2 separate regions of the Homo sapiens genome follow, and region 1 is linked to region 2. Evidence: read pairs that join two places in POLR2A ChIA-PET (ENCODE). Cell type or tissue: GM12878. All regions are shown on one strand. Region 1 has its middle 24 kb from the start of LINC01340. Region 2 has its middle 150 kb from the start of LINC01340.

The links. Peaks named below come from ENCODE experiments on the same cell type or tissue, not always from the same donor. Only the 100,000 strongest peaks of a DNase experiment are listed, where the experiment ranks them.
Region 1: POLR2A ChIA-PET joins it to region 2 with 10 read pairs; 1 of 35 experiments calls an interaction of 5 or more read pairs at or near these places.

The regions. Positions count from the first base shown.
Region 1 is chr5:97,478,388-97,483,387 of GRCh38, reverse strand. No RefSeq gene overlaps it. Among named protein-coding and RNA genes, the nearest start is that of LINC01340, 24 kb to the left of the region's middle. In GM12878, no CTCF peak of the experiment used is centred here; no DNase peak of the experiment used is centred here; H3K27ac peaks cover 1,493 bases.
Region 2 is chr5:97,353,046-97,358,045 of GRCh38, reverse strand. No RefSeq gene overlaps it. Among named protein-coding and RNA genes, the nearest start is that of LINC01340, 150 kb to the left of the region's middle. In GM12878, a CTCF peak has its summit at 2,364; DNase peaks (open chromatin) are centred at 2,105 and 2,472; H3K4me3 peaks cover 1,972 bases; H3K27ac peaks cover 1,672 bases.

The DNA.
Region 1 (5,000 bases), 130 kb before region 2:
AGATGGCACAGTCAAATTAGTACACTTCGAGAAGAGTTTATTTATGAAAGGACTATTCACTAAGGGAATAGAGGAAGAATACAGGGTTACCAGCAGCTAAGGTGTTACCACCCCAAGGTCCAAAGGGACAACCAGAGGAGGGAGAGTTTTCCAGGACCAGTTTGGAGAGCCATGTAGAATGGCATGTTTGGAGAGAAAGAGGAACTTTCAGGTACATGACACAGCAAGAAATAGGCAATCTCCAGGGAGAAGCCAAGGGAATACACACCCCAACCTCACTTTCTGCCCTCACTCTGATCTCCTGCCACAACTCTCCATGGGCCAAACTCGACCAAAAGCCAGTGAGCTAGAAGTCCTGTTGATGTGTTCATTCAGTTCACCTTTCCAGGGCAGAGAGTAAGGTAAACAGTAGATAGAGTGTCCAGTACAGCATAGTAGACAAAGTTCCCAGGAGGAATTAGATAACCAATTTGCTTAGCTTTGTTCTTCCATATAAATACTCCACAACAAATATAATTCACTAAATTAATATCATTAATTTGTCAAAGATTTATTGAATGTTTAATGTGTACAAGAACATGCAGTAAGTTTTGGTGATACAAAAAAGAATGAGATGGGGTTTCTCCTCCCAAGTAGCTTACTGTGGAATGGAAGACCAACACAGAACAATGCAGAAAATGTTATAACAAACAATGTATAAAGCATTACATGTTTAAAATTTTTAAATACACTTGAATGTAGGAGGATACTATTAGTAAACCTATTAGTATACTTGCAAATTAATAGCACCTGTTTCTGTACACTCAAAATAACAATACTTCAGCTTGACTCTGAAAAAAAATACTAGTCACATTTAAATAATATAGGGTCTTTCATAACTAGTAAAACTAATTATTAATCAACAATTGGCAAAAACTGCAGAGAAAAATGCCAGAATAATCACTGCTCTAATACAAACTGGATTTTTACTGAGAAGTCACAAAGAAACAAAGTCGGTTTTATATTTCTATAAACATCACAAAATACAAATAAAAAAGATAACATTTACACAAACTTTTAAATGATCCTTGTTAGATTTATAAAGTAACAACAAAACCAGCAATTAATCATTAAAAATGATTTAATCTGCTCTACTCATATACATATTTAATTACATTCAATAATAAAATATTTTAAAAGAAACCCCAATATTTTGGTGTAAATAAGTTATTTACACCAGTGTAAATAAGTTATTTAACAGGATGTTAAACAAAGCTCTGTATAAAAACACAAAGCATATTCTATGAGTAGCTAATATGTTAAAACAGCATAATTGATAGTCTGTTCCAAAAACGACAATTAATATAAAAGGAAACATTGTTTCTTAAAACAGCCTTTAGTTAAATCCAATCCTGCTAATATAAAGAAGAATGCCTTATGAAAGTATTTGAGCTCAAACTTTATTTTAATAAAGAGGTAAAAGAGCTAACAAAATAGAATTCTGGTGACTAACATGAACTGTAACTTTATACTACAGAGGATCAAGAAAATCAATATCAAATTCTCCTCAGAAAAGCATCCATCTCTGTTTTTCCTTTGTTAAACCCTCCACACTTCTGCGTAGCATGTTGGAATATGTGCAGTAAAATTCAATGTCTTCAAAACAGTTTTCCTTTCGTTCACTGATAACCAAAGTTATCTGAACAAAGAAGTATGAGCAAAATTTCAGATAATACCACTGATCTATTGTCTTCCACAAGGGCTTAGGCTAAGTGCTTTCAAGCTTCCAACATCAGAAGCATGGAGGACAGACATTCGTAGAACCTTGAGTTCTACATTAAATTTACAAGTTGCTAATTTATAGTATGCCTTAAAAAGGCAGGGCAAGGTATCACATTAGTAGAAATCCCCATCAGGTCTTCATTGAGCTAATGAATAAAACTAAAAATCTGGGAATTAAATTAATTTGAGAGGAAATGTAGGGTAAATGTAGCATTTCCAGAATAAGCTAGATTGGTCTGCCAAATTTGATTACCAAACTCCTTCTGTATCTGAACATTAATATTCCTATAATGAAATAATTACACAGTTACAATAATCCAATAAATGGCAAGCAATAATGTTTATAAGGAATCAGAATGGTGGAGTAGGGAGGGCCTCAATTAGTGCAGGACCTTGAGAAAGGAAAAGAAGTTTTATTTGATGCAGAAATTGAAGATAATATGTATAAAAATAAGGAGTCATGAAAAAATACTTAAGGTTAGAGACTTGCAGTCTGTGTGTGTGTGTGTGTGTGTGTGTGTGTGTGTACATACAGGTATAAGGCAATAAAAGTATGAACAAAGTCAATCATTCATTTAGTAATTATTTACTCTTTACTGCACACATTGTGTTAGGTAGACACCCACTACTTAACAGTTAATTAGACAGACATGGTTCTTGTTTTCTTGGAGCTTTCAGTCTACTGTAGGATACTGACAAGTAACAGAATTCATTATAATGTCACATGACAGGTGGTATGATGTGTGTGATGTGAGACATTTGGGATCAACGGTAGCAATTGGAAGAGGCACCTAAAATAAACTGTGATGTTCGAGTAAAGCTTCCTAGGGGGAAGTGCAGTCAACTGATAATGAAAGTTCATATTGAAGTCAGGTAAAAGTGATGAAGGATGCTTTTTGAGACTGAGGAAACAGAACATGCCAAGGTCCTAAGGTGAGAGAACATGGCATTTTCTTGGGTTTGAAATTATTTTATCCTGAATAAAGCCTAGACATTGGAGAGCCAATAGTGGTAAAAATGAAACTGGAAAAATATGAAGATCAGCGAGGTTAGGACACTGAGGGCCTAGTATCTCTTAAGGCTGGGTGTACATAAGGAAAGGAGAAGTGTGAGAAGCCTTTAGTACAGAAAATAATAAGGTATGTGAGAAAGCCACAGCCTCTAGAGCTCTATCTCCTTACCTATGCAGTGAGCAGGGAGGGAACGTTTGACTCGATTTCTAAGAGGTATGATAAGCTCTGACACTCTGAATCCCTGCACTAGTAGAATGTGACAATAAAACCATACTGTGAAGCAAAGAAATATCCCTATAAAGGCAGAAGCCTGGTTATAAAATGATCTCTTCATTATAAAATCACAGACACATCAAATAAAGTTTTCAAGCATAGCAATCTGCATCGTTTACCCAGGATAAAGCCTCCTCTTAGTCAAATACACCAAGAACAGAAACCCAAAGGGGACCCATTAGCTCTGCATAAGTTAAGGTATGCCCGAAAAAACACAAGCTCAGTGCAAGCACTTCTGCTTAGCCACTGAAATAAGGAAATAAAAGAGTTTAGATTATTGCATTTTTGTTGTTGTTTGCAGAGTACTTCTCTATAAATAACTTTCCAGAGTTAAGCTGAATACTAAGAGTTTCAAAAATGTTTAATGGGTGGCTCTTAAGTACAAAAAACGTCAGGTAATGAGATGTGAAATTATCCTGGCACATTTAATTCCTTTGCTGTTACATGGTTTTGGTGTTTACTGAACATATGGAATACCTGGATAAAATGGTTTTTATGATAAATGCAATCAGATGTCACGTTGCAAGCATGCTTCTGTCATAATAAAAGAGACCCAAAAATTCTATGTGAATAAATTGCTGGTTTGAGAATCAGAAAACACTAGTTCTAGTTGTATTTCTCCTACTTGTTAGATGTGTGACACTGGACAAGTGACTTAGTCTCTGTTGGTTAGTTTCTTAGCTATAAAATAATGGAAATATGAATAGCACTGGAGTCAATTTCACAACTAGTTTATGAGCTTCCCTGGAAGCATGGATGCAAAAGTAGTTTTCAAATCCTAAAGTGTTTTACAAATCCACGAGATTATTATAGACACTGTACACTCACATCTGAACAAATTAAAAATACAGAAGGCATTTTCATTTCTGATTGAACCACAAAATAAGAATGGCACATGCTATCATAGGCAATATAAAAGAAGAAAGCACAAAGACTCAGTGTGGTCCTCAAAGTTTTTAGACTATTCAGAAGTAGAATGTTTCCTTCTAAGCACATAAGCATGATCCACACATCCAATTCCAGACAGCAACCCAGAGAAGCAGAAATGCCCACATGGAAATGCCACGAACTCTCTTCCCAATTTTCCCCTACAGCCCCGAGTAGGCTAGCCCACAGAAATCAGTACCCAGCAGCTCTTGAAAACTGAAAAATGTATAAAGGAAAGCTTTTACCACATACACTGGAAAAATAGCAAATAATTTCTAGCCTCAGGAAAATTAAAATATTTTAACCTAAAGCTATTGGTGGTGGTGGCAGCATAGTTTTTATCTCTCTGAATAATCCCTGAAATAATTTCTGAAATATATCATTTTGCTATCTTGTTGATAGATCAAGCAGTCAAATTAGATAGATCAACGAGGTAGCAAAACCCAAAACACAGAAGCAAATTTACAATTGCTAACAAAGTATCCCAAACTCCAAAATACAAGTAAGTAGTAATAAACCACTAACAGCCACAAAACCTACATATCAGTGACTATGAGGAGAAAACAGAGTGAAACAAAAAGGCCAGGGAATGACCTGAGAACAGGAGAACATCCATGTCCAATGAGTGTTTGCAGGAAGGCACAGTGGCCAACAGATAACAGCAGCTGAGTGATTATGTCCAAAACAATAACAGAGGCATGTAAGAGCCAAAGGTCAGCTCCACAATGTCTCAAGCAGCCTGAGCACCTCCAAACTCTCACACTAACCAGCCAGGGCTCTTTTCCAAAAGAGGACACTACACTGAGGAGAAACAGCTGGCAGTGGATTCAGCAATGGACAGGAAAAAGTCAACAGGGACAAAAGAGAAAGAAGATATAGATAAAAGTAAAGAAGAGAAAGAGAGCCAAGACAGAAAGCAAACCACCATATTTTAAAGGCGTGAAAACAAGAGAGGGAGTTTGGTGACATTATAAAAGCAATCCTGAACTAAAAGTTCCTTCTCTAAAAATTCACGGAAATCAATTT
Region 2 (5,000 bases):
ATCTGGTGCAGTCATAGTGGCGGTGGCCACAGGGGTACTTGTGGCACTCCACCCCTAGCTGTAGGTGGCTCAGAAGAGAGAGAGACTCTGTTTGTTTACTAGAAAGTAAAGGAAGAAAACAAGAGTCTCCAAGGGGTAATGAGAAAATTCTCCCAGATCTTGCCCAAGACTATCAAGGTGGTACATCAGTGAGTCTACAATAACCACAGCGTTATTGGGCTTGGGGTGCTCCCTGAAGCAAATGCAGGTTAGATCACAAAACCCAAGTCCTTGAAAATATCTAGCAAGCATTCCCAAGAAGGACAGGTATAGACAAGCCCAGATAGTGAAGACTACAATAAATACCAAACTCTTCAATGTTAAGCCACTGAAGAAAATCTGCTAACATTAACACCATCCAGGAAAACATGACCTGACCAAATGAACTAAATAAGACACCAGGAACCAATCCTGGAAAAAGAGATGTGTGACCTTTCAGACAGAGAATTCAAAATGGCTGTCTTGAGGGAACCTCAAAGGAATTCAAGAGAAAACAGAGAAGGGATTCAGAATTCTATCAGATAAATTTAACACAGATGAAAATAATTAAAAAGGATCAAGCAGAAAGTATGAAGCAGAAAAATGCAACTGTCATACTGAAGAATGCATCAGAGTCTTTTATTAGTGGAATTGATCAAGCAGAAGAAAGAGTTAGTGAGCTTCAAGGCAAGCTATTTGAAAATTCACAGAAGAGACAAAAGAAAAAATTAAAAAAAAAGAAGCATGCTTTAAAGATATAGAAAATAGCCTCTATAAAAATAGCCTCAACAGGAGAATGGCGTGAACCTGGGAGGCAGAGCTTGCAGTGAGCCGAGATCATGCCACTGGACTCCAGCCTGGGTGAAAGAGCGAGACTCCGTCTCACCAAAAAAAAAAAAAAAAAAGCCTCAAAAGGGCAAATTTGAGATCTGACCTTAAAGAAGAAGTAGAGAAAAAGAAGTAGACAGTTTATTCAAAGGAATAAAAACAGAAAACTTCCCAATCCTACTGAAAGATGGCGGTATTTGAATACAAGAAGGTTATATGAACACAAGCAGACTTAATCCAAAAAGATGACCTCAAGGCATTTAATAATCAAACTCCCAAAGATCAAAGAAAGGATTCTAAAAGCAGCAAGAGAAAAGAAATAACATACAATGGAGCTCCAATACGTCTGGCACCAGACTTTTCAATGGAAAGCCAGGAGAGAGTGGCAAGACATATTTAAAGTGCTAAGGGGGGCGGGGGGAAAACTTTACCCTAGAATAAATATCTGGTGAAAATATCCTTCAAACATGAAGTAGACAAACAAAAGCTGAGGGATTTCATCAACACCAGATCTGTCCCACAAGAAATGGTAAAAGGAATAATTCAATCAGAGAAAAATAAGAATGTTAATTAGTAATAAGTAATCACCTGAATGTAAAAAACTCGCTGGTAATAGTAAGTACACAGAAAAATGCAGCACAGTGTAACACTGCAACTGTGATGTGTAAACTACTCTTAGATACAAAGACTAAAAATAGAATCAATCAAAAATAATAACTACAGCAACTTTTCAGGACACAGAAAGTATAATAAGATGCTGATAAAATCAACACAAAGTTTAAAAGTTGGGGGGATGGAGGGCGAAGTAAAGGTGTAGAGTTTTTATTTTACATACACTGACTCCAGGCTTCCCAGTGAAAGTGACAGCAACTCCAGCAAGGCAGGAGGTTGGACCTCTGTACATACCCCTTTGAAGGGGACTGAATCCAGGGAGCTGAGCAGTGACTGTCTCTGGGCCCTACTTCCACAGCACTACACAGGATAAGACCCACTGGCCTGGAATTCCAGCCAGCCACCAGAAATAGCATTGCACCTACCTGGGACAGAGTTCCTGTGGGGAGGAATGGGCTGCCATCTTTTCTGTTTGGGAGACTCAGCTGTTCCAGTCTTAGGGCTTTTGAGAGTCCAAACTGGCCAAGGGCAGAAGGAATCCCCCAGCACAGCACAGCTACTCTACCAAAACATGGCCAGACAGCTTCTTCACGTGGGTCTCCAATCTGTACCTCCTCGCTGGGTGGGACTTTCCAACTAGGGCCTCAAGCCACCCTCACCAGTGTTCTCAGGCCGATAGAGATTTGAATACACCCTGAGAGGAAGTTCCCAAAGGGAGGGGCAAGCCACTATCTTTGCTGGCTGGGTGACTTAGACATTCGAGCCTGTGGGCTTTGGAAATCTCAAGCTGACTGGGGCAGAAGTGGTCCCCCAGCACAGCAGAGCTGCTCTATGAAAGGCATGGCCAGACTGCTTCTTTAGATAGCTTTACCAATTATGTGTCTCCTAACTGGGCAGAACCTCCCAAACAGGTCCTCCAGCCACCCCTGCTGGTGTTCTCTATCTGACAGACATTTGAATTCTCCCAGGGATGGAGTTCTCAGGAAGAGGGGTGGCTGACACCTTTGCTGTTTGTGTGACTGAGCCATTTCAGTCTGTGGGCTTTGCAGAGTCCAAACCAACCAGGGTCAAAGGAGATACCCCAGCACAGCACAGCTGCTCTAACAAAATGTGGCCAGACTGCTTCTTTGAATAGGTCCTCAATCCTGTTCCTCCTGACTAGATATGACTTCCTAACAGGGGTCTCCAGCCACTTCTACAGGTGCTTTCAGCCAGCAACACCCCCATACCTCTCTGGGCTGGAGGTCCCAGAGGAAGGAGCAGGCTGCCTTCTTTGCTGTTTTGCAGGCTTCACTGATGATACCTCTGGGTGCTGAAAAAATCCAAGGCAACTAGAGATTGGAGCAGACCCCCAGCAGACCACAGCAGCCCTATGGAAAAGTAGCCAGACCATTAAAAGAAATAGAAAACAAAAATCCAAAGGTCAGCAGCCTCAAAGATTGAAGGTAGATAAGCCCAAAAAGATGAGAAAGAATCAGCGCAAGAACACTCAAAATTCAAAAAGCCAGAGTGCCCTCTTTCCTCCAATTACTGTATCACCTCACTAGCAAGGATTCAAAACTGGGCTGAGGCTGAGATGGCTGAAATGACAGAAGTCGAACTCAGAAAATGGATAAAAACAAACTTCACTGACCTTAAGAAGCACCTTGTAACCCAATGCAATGAAGCTAAAAATCATGATAAAACATTATATGAGCTGACAAACAAAATACAGTATAGAGAAGAATGTAACTGAGCTGACAGAGCTAAAAAAAAAATAAAAGAATTTCATAATGCAATCACAAGTATTAATAGCAGAATAGACCAAGTGGAGAAAAGAATCTTAGAGCTTGAAGACTGTCTTTCTGAAGAAGACAGACAGACAAGAATAGAGAAAAATGAAATGAAAAGAAATGGTCAAAACCTCTGAGAAATATGGGATTATGTAAAGAGACTGAATCCATGACTGATTAGTGTACCTGAAAGAGATAGGGAGAATGGAAAGTTGGAAAATATATTTCAGGATATCGTCCATGAGAAATTCCCCAACTTAGCTAGGCAGGCCAACCTTCAAATTCAGGAAATGCCCAGAACCCCAGTTACATTACTCCACAAGAAGATCATTTCCAAGACACATCATCCTCAGAATTTCCAGTGTCAAAATGAGAAAAAAAAAATGTTAAGGGCAGTTAGAGTGAGAGGCCAGGACACGTACAAAGGGAAGCCCATTGGACTGCCAGCAGTCCTCTCAGTGGAAACCCTACAAGCCAGAAGAGACTGGGGGCTAATATTCAAAATTCTTAAAGAAAAGAAATTCCAATCCAGAATTTCATATCTGGCCAAACCAAGCTTCATAAACAAAAAAGAAATGAGAGCTTTTTCAGACAAGCAAATGCTGAGGGAAATCGTTAGCACCAGACCTGCCTTACAAGAGTTCCTAAAGGAAGAACTAAATATGGAAAGGAAAGATCATTACCAGCCACTACAAAAACATGCTGAAGTACACAGACCACTGACACTATAAAGCAACCACGTAAACAAGTCTGCAAAATAGCAAGCTAACATGACACGATCAAATCTACACATATCAATACTAACCTTAAATGTAAATAGGCTAAATGCCCCAATTAAAAGACATGGAGTGGCAAGCTAGTTAAAGAATCAAGACCCATTGTTATGCTGTCTACAAGAGACTCATCTCACATGCAGTGACACACATAGGCTCAAAATAAAGTGATGGAGGAAAATCTACCAAGAAAATTGAAAACAGAAAAATGCAGGGGTTGCAGTCCTAGTTTCTGACAAAACAGATGTTAAGCCACAAAGATCAAAAAAGACAAAGAAGGGCATTCATTACATAATGGCAAAGGGTTCAATTCAACAAGAAGACCTAACCATGAGCACCCAGATTCATAAAGCAATTTGTTAGACAACTTCAAAGAGACTTAGACTCCCATACAATAATAGTGGGAGACTTTAACACTCCAATGACAATATTAGACAGATTATCAAGACAGAAAAGTAACAAAGATATTTAGAACCTGAATTCAGTTCTGGGTCAAATGTACATGATAGATATCTACGAATTCTCTACCCCAAAACAACAGAACATACATTCTTCTCATCAGCACATGGTACTGCTCTAAAATCAATCACATAATCAGAAGTAAAACCCTCCTCAGCAAATGCAAAAGAATTGAAATCATAACAGTTCCTCGGACCACAGTATGATCAAATTAGAACTCAAGACTAAGAAATTCACTCAAAACCATACAATTGCATGGAAATTGAATAACCTGCTCCTGAGTGGCTTTTGCATAAATAATAAAATTACGACAAAAATTAAGAAGTTCTTTGGAACCAGTGAGAACAAAAATGCAACATACAAGAATTTCTGTGACACAGCTAAAGCAGTGTTAAGAGGAAAATTTTTAGCACTAAGTGCCCACATCAAAAAGTTAGAAAGATCTCAAGTTAATAACCTAACATCACAACTAAAAGAACTAGAGAGCCAAGAGAAAACAAATTCAAAAACTAACAGAAGACAAGAAATGACCAAAATC